2 separate regions of the Homo sapiens genome follow, and region 2 is linked to region 1. A link is an interaction called in ENCODE POLR2A ChIA-PET data of the cell type or tissue named here. Cell type or tissue: IMR-90. All regions are shown on one strand. Each heading gives the region's core, and the rest is flanking DNA. Links, peaks and the distances in the headings are about the cores only.

Region 1 (10,730 bases), core at 2,702-5,201:
CTCACCCCACTCTGTTCTTGAATTTGGGAAAAGGTAATTACAGTTGAAGTGACACAAGTACTTAAAAGGAAATCAACACATCTGCCTTCATTCTGCATGAATATGGAAGAGAGATTTCCATCTACCCACCTTTCTCATTTTCCCTTCTGATGGGAAATGTCAGGAAGCTCTGGTGCTTGAATCCAGCCCATAGAGAAAAACTCCAGTGCCCCATATCCAGTGGAGGCCACGGCTATATATACTAGGGCCACTCCAAGGCTTCATCTGCATCTTCCAGGCAGTGCTCAAGGCCCCGGGAGACCAGGGTCTGCGGTGGAGTTACCACTCCACTTCCTCCTCTTTCCCACAGGACAGAGGATTTAGGACTGAGCTTACCATGTCTGAGTTAAAATGTATGTATTTATTTATTCTGAAACAAGGTTTTGCTTTGTTGCCTAGGCTAATTTTTTAATTTTTTTCTGTAGAGATGGGGTCTTACAGCCGGGCACGGTGGCTCACGCCTATGATCCCAGCACTTTGGGAGGCCGAGGTGGGTGGATCATTTGAGGTCAGGACTTGGAGACCAGCCTGACCAACATGGTGAAACCCTATCTCTACTAAAAATAGAAAAATTTAGCCAGTCGTGGTGGCGCATGCCTGTAGTCCCAGCTACTCAGGAGGCTGAGGCAGGAGAATCCCTTGAACCTGGGAGGCAGAGGTTGCAGTGAGCCGAGATTGCGCCACTGCACTCCAGCCTGGGCAACAGAGTGAGACTGTCTCAAAAACAAACAAACGAAGAGATGGGGTCTCAGTATGTTGCTCAGGCTGCTCTCAAATTCTTGGGTTCAAGCAATCCTTCTGCCTCAGTCTCCCAAAGTGTTGGGATTACAGGCATGAGCCATTACACACGACCTCAGTTGATTTCTGACTTGTCCACCTCCTGGCTCACTTTCAGAAGCTCAGCCCTCAGAGAAATCATGCCAGATTTCTTTTTTTTGAAACAGTGTCTCACTCTATTGCCCAGGCTGGAATGCAGCAGCATGATCATAGCTTCCCTAATTCCCCATCTTCCAAATCTGCAACTTCAGGATTTGAATTTGGAGGTGGAGAAGATTAGTACTGAGCATGTTTCCTCTTAGGCATTAGAAGTCAGGCATGGGCTGGGCGCAGTGGCTCACACCTGTAATCCCAGCACTTTGGGAGGCCAAGGCGGGTGGATCACTTGAGGTCAGGAGTTCGAGACCAGCCTGGCCAACATGGAAACCCCATCTCTACTAAAAATACAATAATTAGCAGGGCGTGGTGGCAGATGCCTGTAATCCCAGCTACTCAGAAGGCTGAGGCAGGAGAATCGCTTGAACCTGGGAGGCGGAGGTTGCAGTGAGCCAAGATTGCGCCATTGCACTCTAGCCTGGGCAACAGAGTGACTCTGTAACAAAAAAATAAAAAAAGAAAGAAAAGAGAAGTGACTTGCCCAAGGTAATACAGCCAGTAATGGCTGAGCCAAGGCTGCAAACCTGATTTGTCAGACTCCATAGCTTAGAACTGTGATCTAGTTTCTTCAGGGTCATGTCATAACTAGTAAGTGATGGAGCCAAATTCCAACTGAAACAAAAAGGAGAGACCATGCTCTCCCCCAGGAAATGCTAGAGATTATAAATGACAAAAATAGGCCGGGCGCAGTGACTCACACCTGTAATCCCAGCACTTTGGGAGGCTGAGGTGGGTGGATCACCTGAGATCAGGAGTTCGAGACCAGCCTGGCCAACATGGTGAAACCTCGTCTCTACTAAGAACACGAACAGATGTGGTGGTGGGCACCTGTAATACCAGCTACTCGGGGAGGCTGAGGCAGGAGCATTGCTTGAACCTGGGAGGCAGAGGTTACAGTGAGCCAAGATCATGCCATTGTATTCCAGCCTGGGCAACAACAGTGAAATTCCATCTCAGTAGTTCAAAGGAAACTTCCTGAGAAGAGAATTTAATTTGAAAATATCTCCGTTCTACCTGGCATGTGATATAAGAAACATTTGGCAGTCTGCCGTGGGTCAGGATTTCTTTTTTTTTTTAATTATTTTTTTAAATTATACTTTAAGTTTTAGGGTACATGTGCACAATGTGCAGGTTTGTTACATATGTATACATGTGCCATGTTGGTGTGCTGCACCCATTAACTCGTCATTTAACATTAGGTATATCTCCTAATGCTATCCCTCCCCGCTCCCCCCACCCCACAACAGGCCCCGGTGTGTGATATTCCCCTTCCTGTGTCCATGTGTTCTCATTGTTCAATTCCCACCTATGAGTGAGAACATGCGGTGTTTGGTTTTTTGTCCTTGTGATAGTTTGCTGAGAATGATGGTTTCCAGCTTCATCCATGTCCCTACAAAGGACATGAACTCATCATTTTTTATGGATACATAGTATTCTATGATTTCTATAATAAATCATTCCCATTGCCAATCTTACCAAAAGAATATTCTATTGTTATACAAAAAAGCTAACAAAAATAACTACCATGTTCGGGATGTTTACTACATGGCAAGGACTACATTAATAAGCATTTCTTGTATATTAATATCATTCCATCTTCATGATAGCCCTATGGGTAGATATTATTATTTTCATTCTATACGTTAAGAAATTGAGTCTCAGGCCGAGCACAGTGGCTCACGCCTGTAATCCCAGCACTTTGGGAGGCCGAGGCGGGTGGATCACGAGGTCAAGAGATCGAGACCAGCCTGGACAACATGGTGAAACTCTGTCTCTGCTAAAAATACAGAAAATTAGCTGGGTATAGTGGCAGGCACCTGTCATCCCAGATACTGGGGAGGCTGAGGCAGGAGAGTCATTTGAACCTGGGAGGTGGAGGTTGCAGTGAGCCAAGATCGCACCACTGCACTCCAGCCCCGGTGACAGAGTGAGACTCTGTTTCAAAAAAAAGAAAGAAATTGAGTCTCAAAGAGGTTAAATAACTTGCTCAAGGTCACCCAGATGGAGGGTGGTAGAGCCAGAGTTCAAAATGACAATGCTATTGTTTTCATCCCTGGCTAAGCATGAGAAAAATGAAGATTACCAGGCCCTACTTAAAGCCACCAACTTGAGATTTCCCAGGGATGTGGCCCTGGGATGTATTGAAAAGTCTCCACAGGTGACCTGAAGCCCACCAAAAATTGAAGACCTAGCCCCCGTTAGGCCTTAACCCAAAACTCACCCTTATAACTGCTCACCTGCCTGGACCCAGTACTAATCATATTAGTCGCTGTTAGAGAAGAATGTCTGTTTGGTAAAACCACTGATGGCCTTTGTGAAGGCTTTGGTTTAGTGATTAGCTTTCAAGATGCAAACTTTGTCCTTGGAATAGTGGAAAACAGCACGTAGGCTTAGAAATTCTTTTTTTTTTTTTTTGAGATGGAGTTTCACTCTTGTCACCCAGGCTGGAGTGCAATGGTGAGATCGCAGCTCACTGCAACTTCTGCCTCTTGGGTTCCCTGGCCTCAGCTTCCCAAGTAGCTGGGATTACAGGCGCCCACTACCACACCTGGCTAATTTTTTTATTTTTAGTAGAGATGGTGGGTTGCAGGGGAGGGGGTCTCACCATGTTAGCCAGGCTGGTCTCTAACTCCTGACCTCAGGTGATCCACCCGCCTCCACCTCCCAAAGTGCTGGGATTACAGGCATGAACCACCACGCCCGGGCTAGGCTCAGAGATTCTGAGAGGAAGGGTCTCAAAAACCCAGATCATCTAATATCTTCAGAGACAAGGAAGATGCCTTTCACTCTGCCTGGAACATTGTGCCCTCTCCTCACCTCATTAGCGACTTTCAGATCACAATTCCCTTACCTAGCCATAGGAAGCAGGTACTCCCACATAGCTTTCTCTAGTTGTTTTTTTGTCTTTTGTTTTTTTTGTTTTGTTTTTTTGAGACAGAGTCTAGCTCTGTCACCCAGGCTGGAGTGCAGTGGCTCGATCTCAGCTCACTGCAAGCTCCACCTCCTGGGTTCACGCCATTCTGCCTCAGCCTCCTGAGTAGCTGCGACTACAGGCGCCCGCCACCACGCCCGGCTAATGTTTTGTATTTTTAGTAGAGACGGGGTTTCAGTGTGTTAGCCAGAATGGTCTTGATCTCCTGACCTCGTGATCCGCCCGCCTTGGCGTCCCAAAGTGCTGGGATTACAGGTGTGAGCCACCGCACCCAGCCAGCTTTCTCTATTTGTGTGTGATTATTTACTTCTTGTTTCCTTCTTAACTAGACAAGAGAACAAGGAGCACATCTTGTTTTGCTCATCTCTAAATGCAAGCCCCATGCGTACGATATAGAAGGCACTCAATCAGTAATACCTAATCTTTGTGTACCTTCTTCTATGCACCAGTGACTGTGCTGAGCAGTTCATATGTATTATCTCACTTAATTGTTACAACAGTCCAATCTTCATTTCACAGATGAAGAACCCAAGGCATAGAAAGACGAAGTGGTCACTTAATTTTTTTTTTTTTCTTCTTTTAAAAAATTTATTCTTCAGGCCGGGCGCCGTGGCTCACGCCTATAATCCCAGCACTTTGGGAGGTCAAGGCGGGCGGATCACCTGAGGTCGGGGGTTCGAGACCAGCCTGACCAGCATGGAGCAACCCCATCTCTACTGAAAATACAAAATTAGCCAGGCGTGGTGGTGCCTGCCTGTAATCCCAGCTACTCGGGAGGCTAAAGCCGGAGAATCACTTGAACCCGGGAGGCAGAGGTTGTAGTGAGCTGAGATCTCACCATTGCACTCCAGCCTGGATGACAAGAGCAAAACTCCATCTCAAAAAAAAAAAAATTATTCTTCAAATGACAACTTTTAAAAAAATTATAGATTCAGAGGGTATATGGGCAGGTTTCTTACATGGGTATATGTTATAAATCTGAGGTTTGAGCTTCTAATGAACCCATTACCAAGAGTGAACATCGTCCCTCGCAGGAAGCTTTTCATCCCTTGCTTTTCTCCCTCCCTCCGCTCTTTTGGAGTCCCCAGTGTCTGTTGTTTCTACCTTTATGTCCCCGTGTACCTTTTGTTTAACTTTTTGTTACCTAATTGGTTTTCTGTTCCTGAGTTAATTTGCTTAGGGTAATGGGCTTCAGTTGCATCCATGCTGCTGCAAAGGATATGATTTCATTTTTTTCTTTTATGGATGTGTAGTAGTCCATGGTGTGTATGTACCATATTTTTAAAATTTAATCTATCATTGACAGTCAGGTTGATTCCATGAGTTTGCTACTGAAAAGAGTGCTGCAATAAATGTACGAGTACAGGTGCCCTTTGGATAAGATGATTTCTTTTCCTTTGGGTAGATAACCAGTAGTGGGATTGGTGGGTGAATGGTAGTTGGTTTTTTTTGAGATGAAATTTTGCTCTAGTTTCCCAGGCTGGAATGCAATGGCACAATCTCAGCTTGCTGCAACTTCTGCCTCCCGGGTTCAAATGATTCTCCTGCCTCAGGCTTCCAAGTAGCTGGGATTACAAGCATGTGCCACCATGCCTGGCTAATTTTTTGTATTTAGTAGAGACAGGGTTTCACCATGTTGGTCAGGCTGGTCTCAAACTCCTGACCGCAGGTGATCCACCCGCCTCGGCTTCTCAAAGTGTTGGGATTACTGGCATGAGCCACTGCGCCCGGCCTGTTTTAGTTCTTTAAGAAATCTCCATACTGTGTCTCATAGAGGTTGTACTAATCTACATTCCCATCAACATTGTAAAACTGCTCCCTTTTCTCTGCATCCTCACCGTCTGCTATTTTTTTACTTTTGTTTTTTGTTTTTTTTTTTTTGAGATGGAATTTCACTCTTGTTGCCCAGGCTGGAGTGCAGTGGCATGATCTCTGCTCACTGCAACCTCCACCTTCCAGGTTCAAGCGATTCTCCTGCCTCAGTCTCCCCAGTAGGTGGGATTACAGGCGCCTACCACCACGCCTAGTGTCTAGAAGGTTTTTATAGTTTGAGGTCTTATATTTAACTCTCTAATCCATCTTGTGTTAATTTTTGTGTATGGTAATAAGTAGGGGCCCAGTTTGCCCAGTTTCATTCTTTTGCATGGCCAGTCAGTTTTCCCAGCACCATTTATTGAATAGGGGGTTATTTCCCCATTGTTTATTAGTGTCAGCTTTGTCGAAGATCAGTTGGTTGTAGGTGTGTGACTTTATTTCTGGATTCTCTATTCTGTTCCATTGATCTGTGTGCCTATTTTTGTACCACTGCCATGCTGTTGTGGTTACTATAGCTTCGTAGTATAGCTCGAAGTCAGATAATGCAATGTCTCTGACTTTGTTCTTTTTGCTTAGGATTGCTTTGGCTATTCAGGCTCTTTTTTGGTTCCATATGAATTTTAGAATTGTTTTTTCTAATTCTGTGAAAAATGACGTTGGTAATTTGATAGGAATTGCCTTGAATCTGTAGATTGCTTTAAGTAGTATGCCATTTTAATGATACTGATTTTTTGTGCTTAAAAGGCTCAATATCGCACAACTAGTAAATCCAGGCTGGGCACAGTGGCTCATGCCTGTAATCCTAGCACTTTGGGAGGCTGAGGCGAGCAGATCACCTGAAGTCAGGAATTTGAGATCAGCCTGGCCAACATGGGGAAACCCCATCTCTACTAAAAATACAAAAATTAGCTGGGCGTGGTGGCATGCACCTGTAATCCCAGCTACTCAGGAGGCTGAGGCAGGAGAATTGCCTGGGCCCACGAGATGGAGGTTGCAATGAGCCGAGATCGTGCCACTGCACTCCAGCCTGGGTGACAGAGCAAGACTCAGTCTCGGAAAAACAACAACAACAACCAAAAAAAAAAAAAAACCCAGTAAATCCCAGGCAGTCCAACTCTAAAATTTAAACATTCTATTAGTTCATATTAGGGTGGCTGATAAATTAATGGTTTAATGAGTGGTCTGTGAAGCAGCCATACCCACTTAGCAGCCAAGTCTGATTTACCTGCAGGAGAACAGAGCTAATGCCTGACCAGGCAGGGCTAATAAGAGTGTCCAGGCAACATGGCTTGAGCACTAGCCCTTAGAGAGATGCAAGAATCCTGGAAAATAATGGGTTTTTGGGGTAACCTTGAAAATACATCCTAGCTTCATCATTTATCCTTTTTGGGGCTCTCTCTGGGCCTCAATTTTTCAATCTGCTATGTGGGTTAATAATTACTGCCCTCAAGAGTATTATGAGGCTGGGCATGGTGACTCACGCCTATAATCCTAACACTTTGGGAGGCAAGACAGGAGGATCACTTAAGCCCAGGAGTTTGAGACCAGCCTGGGCAACATAGCGAGACTCTGTCTCCACAAGAAAATTTAAAAATTAGGCATTGCCGGGCATGTTGGCTCACACCTGTAATCTCAGCACTTTGGGAGGCTGAGGCGGGTGGATCACCTGAAGTCAGCAGTTCGAGACCAGCCTGGACAACATGGTGAAACCCCCATCTCTACTAAAAATACAAAAATTAGCTGGATGTGGTGGCAGGCACCTATAATCCCAGCTACTCCGGAGGCTGAGGCAGGAGAGTTGCTTGAACCCGGGAGGCAGAGGTTTCAGTGAGCCAAGATCGCTCCACTGCCCTCCAGCCTGAGTGACAAAGCGAAACTCCGTCTCAAAAAAAAAAAAAAAAAAAAGTTAGCCAGGCGTAGTGGCAGGTGCCTGTAGTCCCAGCTACTCAGGAGGCTGAGGTGGGAGGATCGCTTGAGCCCAGGCTATCGAAGCTGCAATGAGCCATGATTGCACCACTGCACTCCAGCTGAGACCCTGTCTCAAAAAAAAATAATAAAAAAAAGACAAAAAAGAACTGTTGTATGAAGATTAGATGATCCGAAACAAAAACCACAATGCATCATACCATCATACCTGGCTGGCAGCAGGCATAAAACAGATTTATTTCCTTTCTTTAATGAATCTCTCTCTCTCTCATCTCAACCTGAAGGCTCTCTAATAAGGCCCAGCTGTAGCGAACGTTCTCCAGCTGAGGTGCAAAAGCAGCTATGACCTTTACTCACATCTGCCTCCTCCCACACCAGACACTTCTTCCTTTCTATTTCTAGCTCATTGTTCACCAAGGTCCTTTCCCCTTTTCCAAGGTAGCTAGGATACAGGCTTGTTAGGCCTGGCTCCCAAATTCCCTGATGTGGCCAAGGCAAGGCCTTAGACAAGTGGACACAGGGGAAGCCGGAAAGAACATAAGCAATGGAAAAAAAATGTATCTTGAGAGTGGAGGTAAGGCTCACAAAGCCCTGTCCCATGACAGTAGCTCAGAAGCAGAAAGATGAACCAGCCAGGTTGGAGAAACCTGAACCAAGTCCCAGTGGGGAGGGCCAGGGTAAAGGGGAGCAGGGAATTAGCAGCAACCTTTATTCTGTGAGCAAATTAGGTTACATCTTTCTTTCTTTCTTTCTTTCTTTCTTTCTTTCTTTCTTTCTTTCTTTCTTTCTTTCTTTCTTTCTCTTTCTTTCTTTCTTTTTCTTTCTCTTTCTTTCTCTCTCTCTCTTCTTTTCTTCCTTCCTTCCTTCTTTCTTCTTTTTCTCGCTTTCTCTCTTTCTTTCCTAGTTTATTTAGAGACAAGTTCTTACTATATTGCCCAGGCTGGTCTCGTACTTCTGGACTCAAGCAATCCTCTCACCTCAGCCTCCTAAAGTGCTGGGATTAAATGCATGAGCCACGGCACCCGGCCTCTTTCTTGTTTGCTTTTTTTCTCTCTCTCTCTCCCTTTCTCAATCTCTCTCTTTCCCTTCCTTCCTTTCTTTCTAGATAAAGGTCAGGGATTTTTGTTTGTTCATTTGTTTGTTTCTTTGAGATGGAGTCTCACTCTGTCGACCAGGCTGGAGTGCAGTGGTGCGATCTCGGCTCACTGCAACCTCCGCCTCCCAGGTTCAAATGATTCTCCTGCCTCAGCCTCCCGAGTAAATGGGACTACAGGTGCACATCACCACAACCAGCTAATTTTTGTTTTTGTTTCTGTTTTTTTGAGACGGAGTCTCGATCTGTCGCCCAGGCTGGAGTGCAGTGGCGTGATCTCCACTCAGTGCAACCTCTGCCTCCCGGGTTCAAGCAATTCTCCTGCCTCAGCCTCCCAAGTAGCTGGGATTACAGGCATGTGCCACCACACCTGGGTACTTTTTGTATTTTTAGTAGAGAAGGGTTTCACCATGTTGGCTAGGCTGGTCTCAAACTTCTGACCTCAAGTGATCTGCCCTCCTCGGCCTCCCAAAGTGCTGGGATTACAGGCATGAGCCACCGTGCCCAATCTGTATTTTTAGTAGAGATGAGGTTTTACCATATTGGCCATGCTGTTCTCGAACACTTGACCTCAAGTGATCCGCCTGCCTCGGCCTCCCAAAGTGCTGAGATTACAGGTGGAAACCACTATGCCCAGGCAAGTATTTTTTAAAGGACTGAATGATTTGGGACCTCAGGTGACCTGGTATTAACTGGGATCCATGACAGGCTAGGAAGGACATTGTCTTGGTAGGGGCAGGCTGTTGTAGCTTTTTTTTTTTTTTGAGATGGAGTCTTGCTCTGTCGCCAGGCTGGAATGCAGTGGCGTGGTTTCAGCTCACTGCAATCTCTGCCTCCCAGGTTTAAGCGATTCTCCTGTCTCAGCCTCCCAACTAGCTGGGACTACAGGTGCGCACCACCATGCCCAGCTAATTTTTTGTATTTTAGTAGAGACGGGGTTTCATCATGTCAGCCAGGATGGTCTTGATCTCCTGACCTCATGATATGCCCGCCTCGGCCTCCCAAAGTGCTGGGATTACAGGCATGAGCCTCTGTGCCATGCCTGTTGTAGCATTTTTAAGCACAAGGAAAAATCAGAATACAATGTAGTTTCCTATGGGTCCTTGGGAGAGAGTAAGCTTCCTGTTTAGCAATGCAAGCAACTGGCAGAGCCTTACCTGCTAGGGTAATGGACCACTTGACTTCTGAAGTCACTTTCCCAAACATCAGTGAGAAGGGAGAGTGGGTACATGGAGAGCGTCCAAAGATCTAGGTTCAAATGTCCTTATTTATAGGCAGGGCATCTGATTTTTTTATTCTTTGTTCTTCTGATTAAAACTTTTTTCCAGCCAGGCACACGGGCTCACGCCTGTAATCCCAACACTTTGGGAGGCCGAGGCGGGTGGATCACCTGAGGTCAGGAGTTCGAGACCAGCCTGGTCAACATGGTGAAACCCTGTCTCTACTAAACATACAAAAAATGGCCAGGTGCGGTGGCTCACGCCTATAATCCCAGCACTTTGGGAGGCCAAGGTGGGCGGATCACAAGGTCAGGAGTTCGAGACCAACCTGGCCAAGGGTGGTGAAACCCTGTCTCTACTAAAAATACAAAACTTAACTGGGTGTGGTGGCAGGCGCCTATAGTCCCAGCTACTTGGGAGGCTGAAGCAAGAGAATCGCTTTAACCAGGGAGGTGAAGGTTGCAGTGAGCAGAGATTGCACCACTGCACTCCAGCCTGGGCAACAGAGTAAGACTTCGTCTCAAAAAATAAATAAATAATACAAAAATTAACCAAGCTGGTGGCGTGCACCTGTAATCCCAGCTACTCAGGAGGCTGAGATAGGAGAATCGCTTGAACCCGGGAGTCAGAGGTTGCGTGAGCCAAGATCGCGCCACTGCACTCCAGGCTGGGAAACAAGAGCAAAACTCCATCTCAAAAAAAAGGCCAGGCGCGGTGGCTCACACTTGTAATCCCAGCACTTTGGGAGGCTGAGGCAGGCGAGTCACCTGAG
Region 2 (10,730 bases), core at 4,143-6,642, 260 kb after region 1:
CCTGTTTAGGTAGGAAAATGAACATTGTTTTTCATTCTTAAAGTAAATAGGAATTAAATCTATTTGCATTGCTGTTTAATTTCATACCAATCTAAAGCTCGACACTATGTATATCCAAAGTACTTGACAATTTGACTCAGTTACTCACACCACTGTTTCTGAGATGCTGACTTAATGCAGTATCCTACAGGTGGTTTTTGGTAGTTTAGAAAAGCCAGTGAGTGGGCTGTTAAAAGTTGATATACTGATGTCAGAGGTTTTGTTAGGCTGTTTTCACTGATTCTACTGTCAGTATTATCTTCACAGTGTTCTGAGAAGAGGCTTCAGGATCATGGCAATCTATTACTAATATCCCTAGAAGCTATCCTTATAATTCTTTCAATAAACCAACTTCAGGTTTTGTTTTTTTGCAAATTTTACAAACAAAGTAACAGCTGCTGGCTATAAATATTAGGATATTCTACAATTTAAAAAATCTAATATTCATGATTGTTACATAGGGGCAATCACAATGAAAACAAACGGTAATGTAAACCATATCCTCTATGATAAAGGAAAGGATTTCTACACCTAGACTTATGTCCAGAATGGTAAAAGACCTACTACTGATCAGTCAATATTGACCCAATGATGAGAAAATAGTTGTTTTCCATTCAAAGACTAACACATTTAGTCTACTCCAGAGGCCAAGGAAGAGAGAATCGCTTGAGCCCAAGACTGCAGGGCATTATGACTTTGTCTGTGAAAAGCCACTGCTCTCTAGCCTGGGCAACATAGCAAGATCCTGTCTCTAAAAAAAATAAAAATAAATGTAGTCACAGAGTTGCTAGTAATTATTTAAAAAAACAAAGCCCTGTTTTTTTCTCAAAACCAAGGTGTGCTAATACTAAATATAGGGCCACAAAAATCGAAGCAATAAAGTTTGAAGCTTAATAAATACAGAGAAAGAGACATTCTTAATAGGTAGAGAGCCAAGGCTTTTTTACATGACTCACATAAAACTGGAAATAGGCCAGGCGCGGTGGCTCACGCCTGTAATCTCAGCACTTTGGGAGGCTGAGGCGGGTGGATCACAAGGTCAGGAGATCGAGACCATCCTGGCTAACACGATGAAACCGTCTCTACTAAAAATACAAAAAATTAGCTGAGCATGGTGGCGGGCGCCTGTAGTCCCAACTACTAGGGAGGCTGAGGCAGGAGAATGGCGTGAACCTGGGAGGTGGAGCTTGCAGTGAGCCGAGATCGCGCCACCGCACTTCAGCCTGGGCGACAGAGCAAGACTCCGTCTCAAAAAAAAAAATAAATAAATAAAAAAAACTGGAAATAAAATCTTAATCCAATTTTAAATTCTATTCCCAAAAGCACACTTCATGTGCCTCTTCTTCTTTTCTTGTTTCCTCAGTATGGAAAGGAGTGAACTTACTGTGAGGCATCTGAAATATTTATTAAAGCCAGGCAGCAAGAAGAATAAACAAGGATTTTTCTATCTACAATCATCAATAAGAAGCTGAAAAGAATGTATCAGCTGCATCTATCTTGGATGGTCTTCTGACTAGTTGCTACTGTCCAAGGAAAGAGGCCATGGGGTCATCTGGCCTCTGACGTTTCATTCTATATGCCTCCATTTCCTCTTCAGTAGGTTCTCGAGTTTCATACATGCTATTGTAAGGCCGCTTCCTCTCATCAATCTGCATGGTCTCCTTGACATGAAGAAGGCGGGCCTCCTCTGCGTTCAGTGCCTATAGTGAGAGGAATAAAATGTGTATCACAGCTCTACATCAGATGTCTTTTCTTCAAAAGTGGCAGAGTACCAACACACCCCACTGAATATGAACTGCTCTATCAAAAACGCAGATTGCCTGAAAGAGCTTTGGAGTCAGCCCTTCTACTGTCAAGCTACAACTAATCACTATTTGGCTTATATGATATTTTTATACAGCACAAAACATTCTATAACATTTTAAATCAATGTTGAAGAAATTTTATTTAATAACAAAAATTAAATGAGGTTCACTTTACTTATACAAGCTCACAAATGATGCTTCTGGTAGAGACTACAATTCTGACTTTTCTCAAGGACTTGCCAAAACTTACAAACTACGGAGCTAGAAGGCAATTCTTTCCGGTCAACATGCCAATAACTCTAAAATGCTTTAGAATGCACATTTCTTCTGTCCATTAGTCATAATTACTAAATACTCCAAGAAGAAGGCAATACCTACACCTCACAATATCTCCATTAATATAACTTGAGCAAATCACTCAGACTCTAGGCTTGTTTCATCATTGTAAAAATGCATTTGGAGACAGGACTAGATCACAGGCCATTACAAATAAAGGCCTTGACAAATAATACTGGCAAGAACGGTGGCTCATGCCTGCAATCCCAGCACTTTGGGAGGATGAGGTGGGCAGTTCACCTGAGCTCAGAAGTTTGAGACCAGACTGGGCAACATGGTGAAATCCTGGCTCTATAAAAAAATACAGAAATTAGCTGCACATGGGGGCATGTGCCTGTAATACCGGCTACTTGGGACACTGAGGCAGAAGAATTGCTTGAGCCTATGAGGTGGAGCTTGCAGTGAGCTGCGGTCGTGCCACTGCACTCCAGCCTGGACAACAGAGCAAGACCCTGTCTCAAAAAAATAAAAACAACCCAAAAAACAAAGAATACTGCTACTTGTCACTTTTACTATTTAGACTTCACAAATTACCTTTTTCAATTTTTCATGCTTCTTTTCTTCATCATCACTATCTGAACTGCTCTTTCGATGCTTCTTCTTTTTCTTTTTCTTCTTCTTCTTTTCCTCTTTCAGTTTTTCTTGATGCAGCTGAAAGGGAGGATTGAAATGCAGTGTTATTAATGTGAAAACAAAGCTCAGGTGCACTACTTGGGCGGCTGAGGCACAAGAATCACTTGAACCCAGGAGGCGGAAGTTGCAGTGGGCCCAGACCGTGCACTGCGCTCGAGCCTGGGCGACAGAATGAGATTCTGTTTCAAAAGAAAAAAAAAAACTCAGGTGCAGGTTTTAAAGCCCTCCCTCCAGGACTTAAAAATTCAGGACAAATGATTATCAACTTACCTCCATGAGGGTTTGAGGTTTTTTCACAGATTCTTCCCCAGTTATCTCATTTATAATACACTCCTCAGAGTTCTGTGGGAAATACATGTAATTTGAGTTGAGTGTCATAGTTACTAATCATCTAAGAACAAGTTAAAATTTGAAACATGAGACAGCATGTTTTAGTTTGACTTAGGAGCTTCGGTTGTTTTATACCTTTAAGAACCAAAGACAATTACTTACAACAATCTCCTTCCCAGCTTCTCCAGTACAATAGGAATACTTGAAAAAAGAGTGACAGCATTTGTATCCCCATCGGCCTTCTTTCCAGTACGATCCCCAGATATGCTGCAGAGAGAGAAATTAAAAAGCTTAAAAAGGAAGCTGAAATTAGAAACTTCTGTATACTGTTGATAAGAGTATAAAATAATACAGCCCATTAAAGGTAATTTGGGAGAAAAATTATGGGGATTCAAGGCTGGCTAACAGGGAGAAGGTAGTCTGACCTGAAGTGTGAGAAGCAGGACCTGTAGTTACAAAACTCTTAAATTCTATTCCCAAAAGCCTATTAAAAAATTTAGGGTATCTGACTTCTCTTGAAAAACGTAGGAGTGGGAAATTCTGGGCCTATATAACCACTTGGCAATAATCAGCTGTTGCTGAACAGTGGATGCCCCATTAGATAGGGCTTGTGTTCTCCAGTTTGTACAATTTGCCTGGCTCACTTCACTCATGTATGATCACTGGTCTGGCTCCTATAGGGAGTTAGGTTTTTGACCCTCAACTAAGAGAGACAATTGTAGTTTGGTTACTTCAAGAGAACAGCAAAGGACAATATATGCTTTATGATGTTTACAATGCAATATGAATATACTACATTACTTATTAAATATTCTTGTCAAAATATTTAACTTATATCCAATCAAGCCGTTAGACCTAAATTCCTATTTATAAAACATACAGGGATAGAGAAACAAGTTATATAACACTACTAGGAACCAGTCAATACAGAATATGAGACAATTTACAAACTAATTGGCCTAATCTGTTAAATGGTCACCGTCATGAAAATGAAGAGATACACTCTAGAAAAGAGACATAATAACCGCATAACGATCAAAAGAAATTTGAAACGAATTCTGACTAAAACAAAAAATAGGTGTTAAAGGCATTTTTCTGTATATTTTGGAAAATGTGATTAATGACTAGATATTAGGTGATATAATGTTAATTTTCTGAAGTGCAATAATGTCGATGTGGTTATATAGAAGAAAATCCTCATTTTAAGGAGATATGTGATACAGCGTTTATGGATAAAATGTCATGATATACATAATTTCCAAATGTTTCAGTCAAATAAATATATACATAAACTATATGTGTGTATATATGTGTATTTTACATATATATGTAAAACTGTGCATATGCACACATACAACTAGACAAAGCATATAAGGCAATATGTTAAAAATTTCAGAATTTAGATGATGGGTATATAGATGAACATAGTATTCCTTCAAAATTTTTCTATTTTTGAAAAAATTCCATGAAACAGTTAAAATTTTTTTTTTTTTTTAAAGCATAGAGAATACAAATGGTTAGCTAATAAAGTTGTAGTGGAAAAATGCAATACAGAGCAAAACCAACAAGGACACAAAATTGTTCCAGTTTAGCACATACTGTGTGATTGTGGATCTTCACATCCTCCTCATACTTAGAGCAGGCAACAGCCCGCTCCTGTCCTTTGATGACTGTCCCATGTCTTGAGTACTCCACATAGTCTTCAGTCTGGGCTAAAAGCAATTCAGCTGGAGGGGCATCCAAATGTTCTTGGCCACCATACTAAAAGGACATTGGACATTATTCAATACATTTTACAACCTGATTTGCATTTAAATTTCCAGAAAACATTTATTTCTAATCAGAAAGAAAGGGAACATTCTTTACTGGGTTTTGTTATAGAAAGCACAGTAGGAAAAAAAAAGCCACAAATTTTTTCTGAGGCAAATAGAAGATGTCTCAGTTGCTATTCATCTGTTGAGTACAGTAAGTTACAAGATGGCCATAAATTCCTCTTATCTTTCTATACATGCCCTTTTGCCACAGGGCTTTGCTTTTCTTCCCATCAAGAGACGAAGTCTTTCTCTGTCCCTTGAATCTGGGCCTGACCATGTTATTTGCTTTGACCAATGAAAGTTGGCAAATGTGATGCAAGCAAAGGCACTTATGTACCACAGCACACTTTTTGCTGCCACTCTCTAGAACTCTGAGAATGCCATTTTAAAAAGCTGTGCTACCCTACTAGAGGATGAAAGACCACATGGGGTGGAGATGAGCTGTCCCAGAAGAGGTCCCCTTAGGACAATTAGCCTGTTAACTGCTAAACACAAGAGTGAGGCCATCTTAGTTCATCATCTAACCTCAGCTGAGCAAGCCCAGACCAGGAGACTTGGCCAACTGTGAGAAACAATAAATGTTTATTTTAAGCTATTAAGATTTGAGGTAGCTTGTTTTGCTGCAAAAGCTCATACAAAATTACCATCTGACTAAGAGAAAGGAAGAAAAGGACTATTCTTCATGGATTAAGAGGGCTCTCTTTGCATTATTTTCCAAATGTAAAACTAACGCTTATTAACTAGTAACTTCTCTTTAACAGAAGTTCTTCTTTAGCATTTTGGTCAAAATTACCTTTTCCAGGATGCTTTCTTTCTGCTGTTCTTTGAAATCTTCTTTTTTGACTTTGAAGGACTTATACAACAGCTCTAGCTTTGTAGGATCTGCCTGTAGATGCACTTCAGATCCCTTGTCATAGGCTTCCCATGCAAACACTAGAGTAATTCAAAACATCTTAGTGAGTTGGCAGCTGCATTACTGTATGCTTCTTGAAAACAAGCTTTAAACAATCCCAAACGTCTTATGAGCTGATATAAAATGGCTTGACATAGAGGAAACACTTACACTGTGTCTGAGCCATTGAAATGGTATCTCCTGTGTACCTAACAAAGTTATCTCCAGCATAACTCACTCTGTAAATACAAATAAAGAAAATGTTTCAGAGATTGATTTAAGGAAAATTAATTCGTAAAACTGAATCTGAATTAAAATGAACACCATCTATGGTCAGGTCAGAAAACAATTAACTTTCTCTCATCTTAAAATCTGTACATTTAACTTGATACTTACTCATCTGGATTCTTTCCTGCATTGGCATAAGGATTCTCTCTCATTGCTCTAGTTTTTGGATCATAGTAGGCAGAATTTGGATCTAAATTCCTCAAATACTAGAAGAAAAAAATATTTAAAGAATTAATGTTTACTCACAGCAAAAAGATTTCAGCAGACTAGTTGGAGGAGTTGAACATGATCAATTAAATAAATGTGTGTATACATTTCTGGGGTTCAGGTGAAGAGAAAAAACAGAATGAAACCTTATCTTAGAATGACTCTGACTATATTATCCATATGCTACCCAGAGTCGATAAAATTTATGCTGGGAAGACAAGTATTTTTCAAATATGTATGTTAAGCTGACAAGACTTACTTTTGCAATATCTTCTCGAATCCTGAGATTCCGGACAGTAATTCGTCTCTTGGAGTCAAAATTCTGTCCAGGCATGTCAATATCATCTGCATATTTATCTTCATCCTCATCTTCACTATTATGATCTTTTTCCTAAAAGAGGGAGAGGAAGGAAAAGTAAGAAGAAAAGAAAGCAGCATGTAGTTCTTTTTTTTCCCCTTTCCCTTTAACCAAACCCTTATTTACTTGTGTTCTTTAAAAGCTATTATTAGTGTTATTTATTATTAGCCATCAGAAATTTAAAAATTTAACATATACTCAGAGACAGCAAATATGTATTACCATCTGAGAATTTGGTTCCTCTTCTCCCCACTGGTGTTTTGGAGAATTCTGCATCATGAAAGAAGAAAAATCATTCATAATCTCATTCCACTTAATCCAATTAACTTTATTATTAAGATAATAAAGTATTATTATCTTATTATAAATAATATATTTATATAATAAAATATATTTTATTATATATTATATTTATATTATATATAATAAATATTTATTATATAATATATAATATGTAACTTATAAATAAGTATTAAGATAATAAAACTTAATTCTAACTGAACAAACTCTCACACTTCTCAGTTATAATGAGCGCAAAAATTCTGAATACAAGAGTGCCATTGTAAATAATTTTATTACACTGTCTATAAAGCCAGCAAATTTCAAGAGAATTTTAATTAAGATTATAACCACAAAATGGTAACAGAAAGATTAAGATGTCCAAAGTACCCAATAAATATTAATTTCTAAATGTGTTAGTCTTCAGACATACTGTATTCATTAAACGTTACTAGTTTCCTAGTAAGTCCAAAAAGAAAATATTACTGGGTTCATGTCTTCACAGCCAAAGTGAAGTTTGGGCAATGAAAAAAATCTACAAGTGACACAGTATTGTAATTTAAGGAGAGGCCAAACTCCTTGTCACAAGGATACACTTTTCTTCGCTAGCAATTGGTCAGAATACTTTCTAACTCCACAGAATGCCTACACTAACGTGGTATTTCATCATGTCCCTTCATAAAGGCTTCAAAGATTAAAAATACTTAAAAAAAAAGAGAATACATTATAGCATTAGTGAGGAGATGCAGAAACACGTGTATGTATATATACTATATAGATGGAAGCATAAATCTGCATGGCTTTTCTGAATGATGGCTAAGTGATATGTCATAAAAATTTTAGAAATACAAACTCACTGAAATACACTTCTAGAAGGTTATCCTAGTATCATGTCAATTATATAAAGATGTATAAGAATGTGATGTGCAGTGTTGTATATGTGCAATGTTTTTTCAAAACACTGGGAAAAAATCAAATTAATAGATCACTGGTTATATAATGTATTGCACTCCATGGAACACTGAACGGCCATTAAAAGTGATTCTATCCAAGGGGCAGAAAAGTATGTATCGTTTCCTAACTTTTTTGATTAAAAAAAGGGGAGGGGAGAGACAGATAGGATAAGGGTATATATTTGTATTTGTATTTATTCAAGACAGTCTGAAAGGAGCCACACACATACACAAAAGAGTTGGGGCGAGGGGAAGTTTAGTGTTAGGGTGGATAGAAACAGGGGTGGAGAGACTTCGCTGTGCATCTTCTTAAATTGTTTTAATTTTTGAGCCATGTGAATTCATACAAAAATAAATGATGCTATAGGTCTATAAATATAGACAGAAAACACGTTCCCACTGTACTCTATGTTGTTAAATTAAAAAAGAAGGTAATAAATGAATATATAAAGATGGATTCATGTAAGAAACATTTTGTATTCTAGCACACATGAACAGGTATATGTGGACAAGAGAGACCTGGAAAGGCCTACTTCAAAATGTTCACAATTAACACAGGGATATTTTCTTTTTTATATTATGTTCTAATTTTTTTCCACTTAATATGTGTTACTTTCAAAATTAGAAATATAAATATTTTGTAAAAAATAATTTTTTTGAGTTCCCACTATTTGCTAGTTCACCAAAGACATTTACATACATTTCTATAGTGACAGCTAAGTCTCTAAATCTACTGTATGTGGTTCATCTTAATATCCAAGCATCCTGGGAGCGGGGAGAGATAGCATTAGGAGATATACCTAATGCTAAATGACGAGTTCATGGGTGCAGCACACCAACATGGCACATGTATACATACGTAACAAACCTGCACGTTGTGCACATGTACCCTAAAACTTAAAGTATATAAAAAAAAAATAATCCAAGCATCCAAGTGGGCAAAAATCATTAGCCCCTTACATACATTAAGTATCCTTACTGGGGAAATAAATTACATTACGTTTACAACAAACAACAGAGAATACATTAGAACAAAAGAAACAGGCCCTTTTTCTTTTCCCAAAGTTAGTAATAAATAAAAATAATCACAACAATAATAGCTACTAATTACCCAGTGTTTACTATGTGATATGTATATAAGCTTCCTGGGGGTAGGTGTTATCATTTCTATTTCAGACATACTAAACTGCAGCTCAGAGAGGCAAATTCACTTTTTTTTTTTTTTGAGACGGAGTCTCACTCTGTCGCCCAGGCTGGAGTGCAGCGGCATGATCTTGGCTCACTGCAAGCTCTGCCTCCTGGGTTCACCCATTCTCCTGCCTCAGCCTCCCGAGTAGCTGGGACTACAGGCGCCCGCCACCGCGACTGGCTAATTTTTTGTATTTTTTAGTAGAGACGGGGTTTCACCGTGTTAGCCAGGATGGTCTCGATCTCCTGACCTTGGGATCCACCCGCCTTGGCCTCCCAAAGTGCTCGGATTATAGGCGTCAGCCACCGCGCCCGGCCGGCAAATTCACTTTTCTAAGAGCATGTATGTCTCATGGAGCAGAGATGGATTTTGTTATTGATTGACTGATTGACTGATTGATTGAGATAGAGTCTCGCTCTGTCATCCAAGCTAGAGCACAGTGACGTGATCTCGGCTCACTGCAACCTCTGCCTCCTGGGTTCAAGCGATTCTCCCGAGTAGCTGGGACTACAGGTGCTCGCCACCACACCCAGCTAATTTTTGTATTTTTAGTAAAGATGAGGTTTCACCATGTTAGCCAGGCTAGTCTCGAACTCCTGACCTCAGATGATCCACCTGCCTCGGCCTCCCAAAGTGCTGGGATTACAGGTGTGAGCCATTGTGCTCGGCCAGAGATGGATTTTAAACACCTATCTGGTAACTTACAATGTTAACTTGCCTGGTAGGTTACCTTAGTAACTCGGTAACTGCTTACTTGGTAATTATTTCAAGTTCTGTTTGCTTTGTTACTTATACATGGTTTAGAGTCCCTTTTAGAAATTTAAACTAAAAAACTATAAATGTTTACTATTTATTTGTGCCTAGATTTGTTAAAAAGAAACTTGACAACTCTAATATGCATAATATATTTACTCTATTGACAAGGATTTTTAAAAAAGAAAAAAAAACTGGCTGCAATAGACCTTTCATTCATATAAAAAATGTTTTGCCCAGTTATATAACTAATACATATTCATTGTGGGAAATGCAGAAAATACTAAAGAAATAGAAAGAAAAATTCATAAATTCTACATTAAATAAAAACTAGTGTTCTGGTCTTTTTTTCTGTGTGATAATATTATACTATCTTTTCATGTATTATTCAAATACAAGTGTTAACCAGTGTTGTTAATGAAGTCTTGAGAAATGCCATTTTAAGAACTACACAGCATTACACCATGCAGATGCACTTAACCAATTCCCTGTTCCTGGACATTTAAGCTATTCCAATTTCTTTACTATTGTGAAAAATGCTGTACTATCTTTATGCATCATGATTTTTCTAAACTCTAGAAAATTCTTTAGGATGGATAGCTTTAATAATTTAACTTGAAAAAGTAAATGTTTGTGTGTGTCTAAATATAAATAGTGGCAATATTGTTCCCAAACTGACTGCATCAATTTATATTACTATGAACTGTATACAAAGTATCAGTTTTATTTTTCCCCCAATAGCATTTCTCTCTTCCTAACTGAAGAGCTATAAAATGAATTCTTGTTTCAATTTTCATTTCTTTGTTTAAAAGAAATAAAACCTTTTTATTGATCATTTTCATTACTTACAGCCT

Evidence for each region. ChIA-PET counts read pairs that join two places held together with the same protein. Peaks named below come from ENCODE experiments on the same cell type or tissue, not always from the same donor. Only the 100,000 strongest peaks of a DNase experiment are listed, where the experiment ranks them.
Region 2: POLR2A ChIA-PET joins it to region 1 with 6 read pairs; 3 of 35 experiments call an interaction of 5 or more read pairs at or near these places.

What each region holds. Positions count from the first base shown.
Region 1 is chr5:160,139,011-160,149,740 of GRCh38, forward strand. No RefSeq gene overlaps it. Among named protein-coding and RNA genes, the nearest start is that of PWWP2A, 25 kb to the left of the region's middle. In IMR-90, for the core only: no CTCF peak of the experiment used is centred there; no DNase peak of the experiment used is centred there.
Region 2 is chr5:160,401,726-160,412,455 of GRCh38, forward strand. It overlaps SLU7 (spliceosome associated SLU7), which reads right to left. Exons shown (of 16, transcript NM_006425.5): 6 at 10,726-10,730; 7 at 6,925-6,972; 8 at 6,604-6,735; 9 at 6,246-6,343; 10 at 6,021-6,088; 11 at 5,751-5,890; 12 at 4,743-4,904; 13 at 3,306-3,410; 14 at 3,084-3,155; 15 at 2,715-2,831; 16 at 1-1,739. The coding sequence ends at 1,560. Among named protein-coding and RNA genes, the nearest start is that of FAM200C, 7.0 kb to the left of the region's middle. RefSeq lists a silencer at 3,064-3,264. In IMR-90, for the core only: no CTCF peak of the experiment used is centred there; no DNase peak of the experiment used is centred there; H3K27ac peaks cover 190 bases.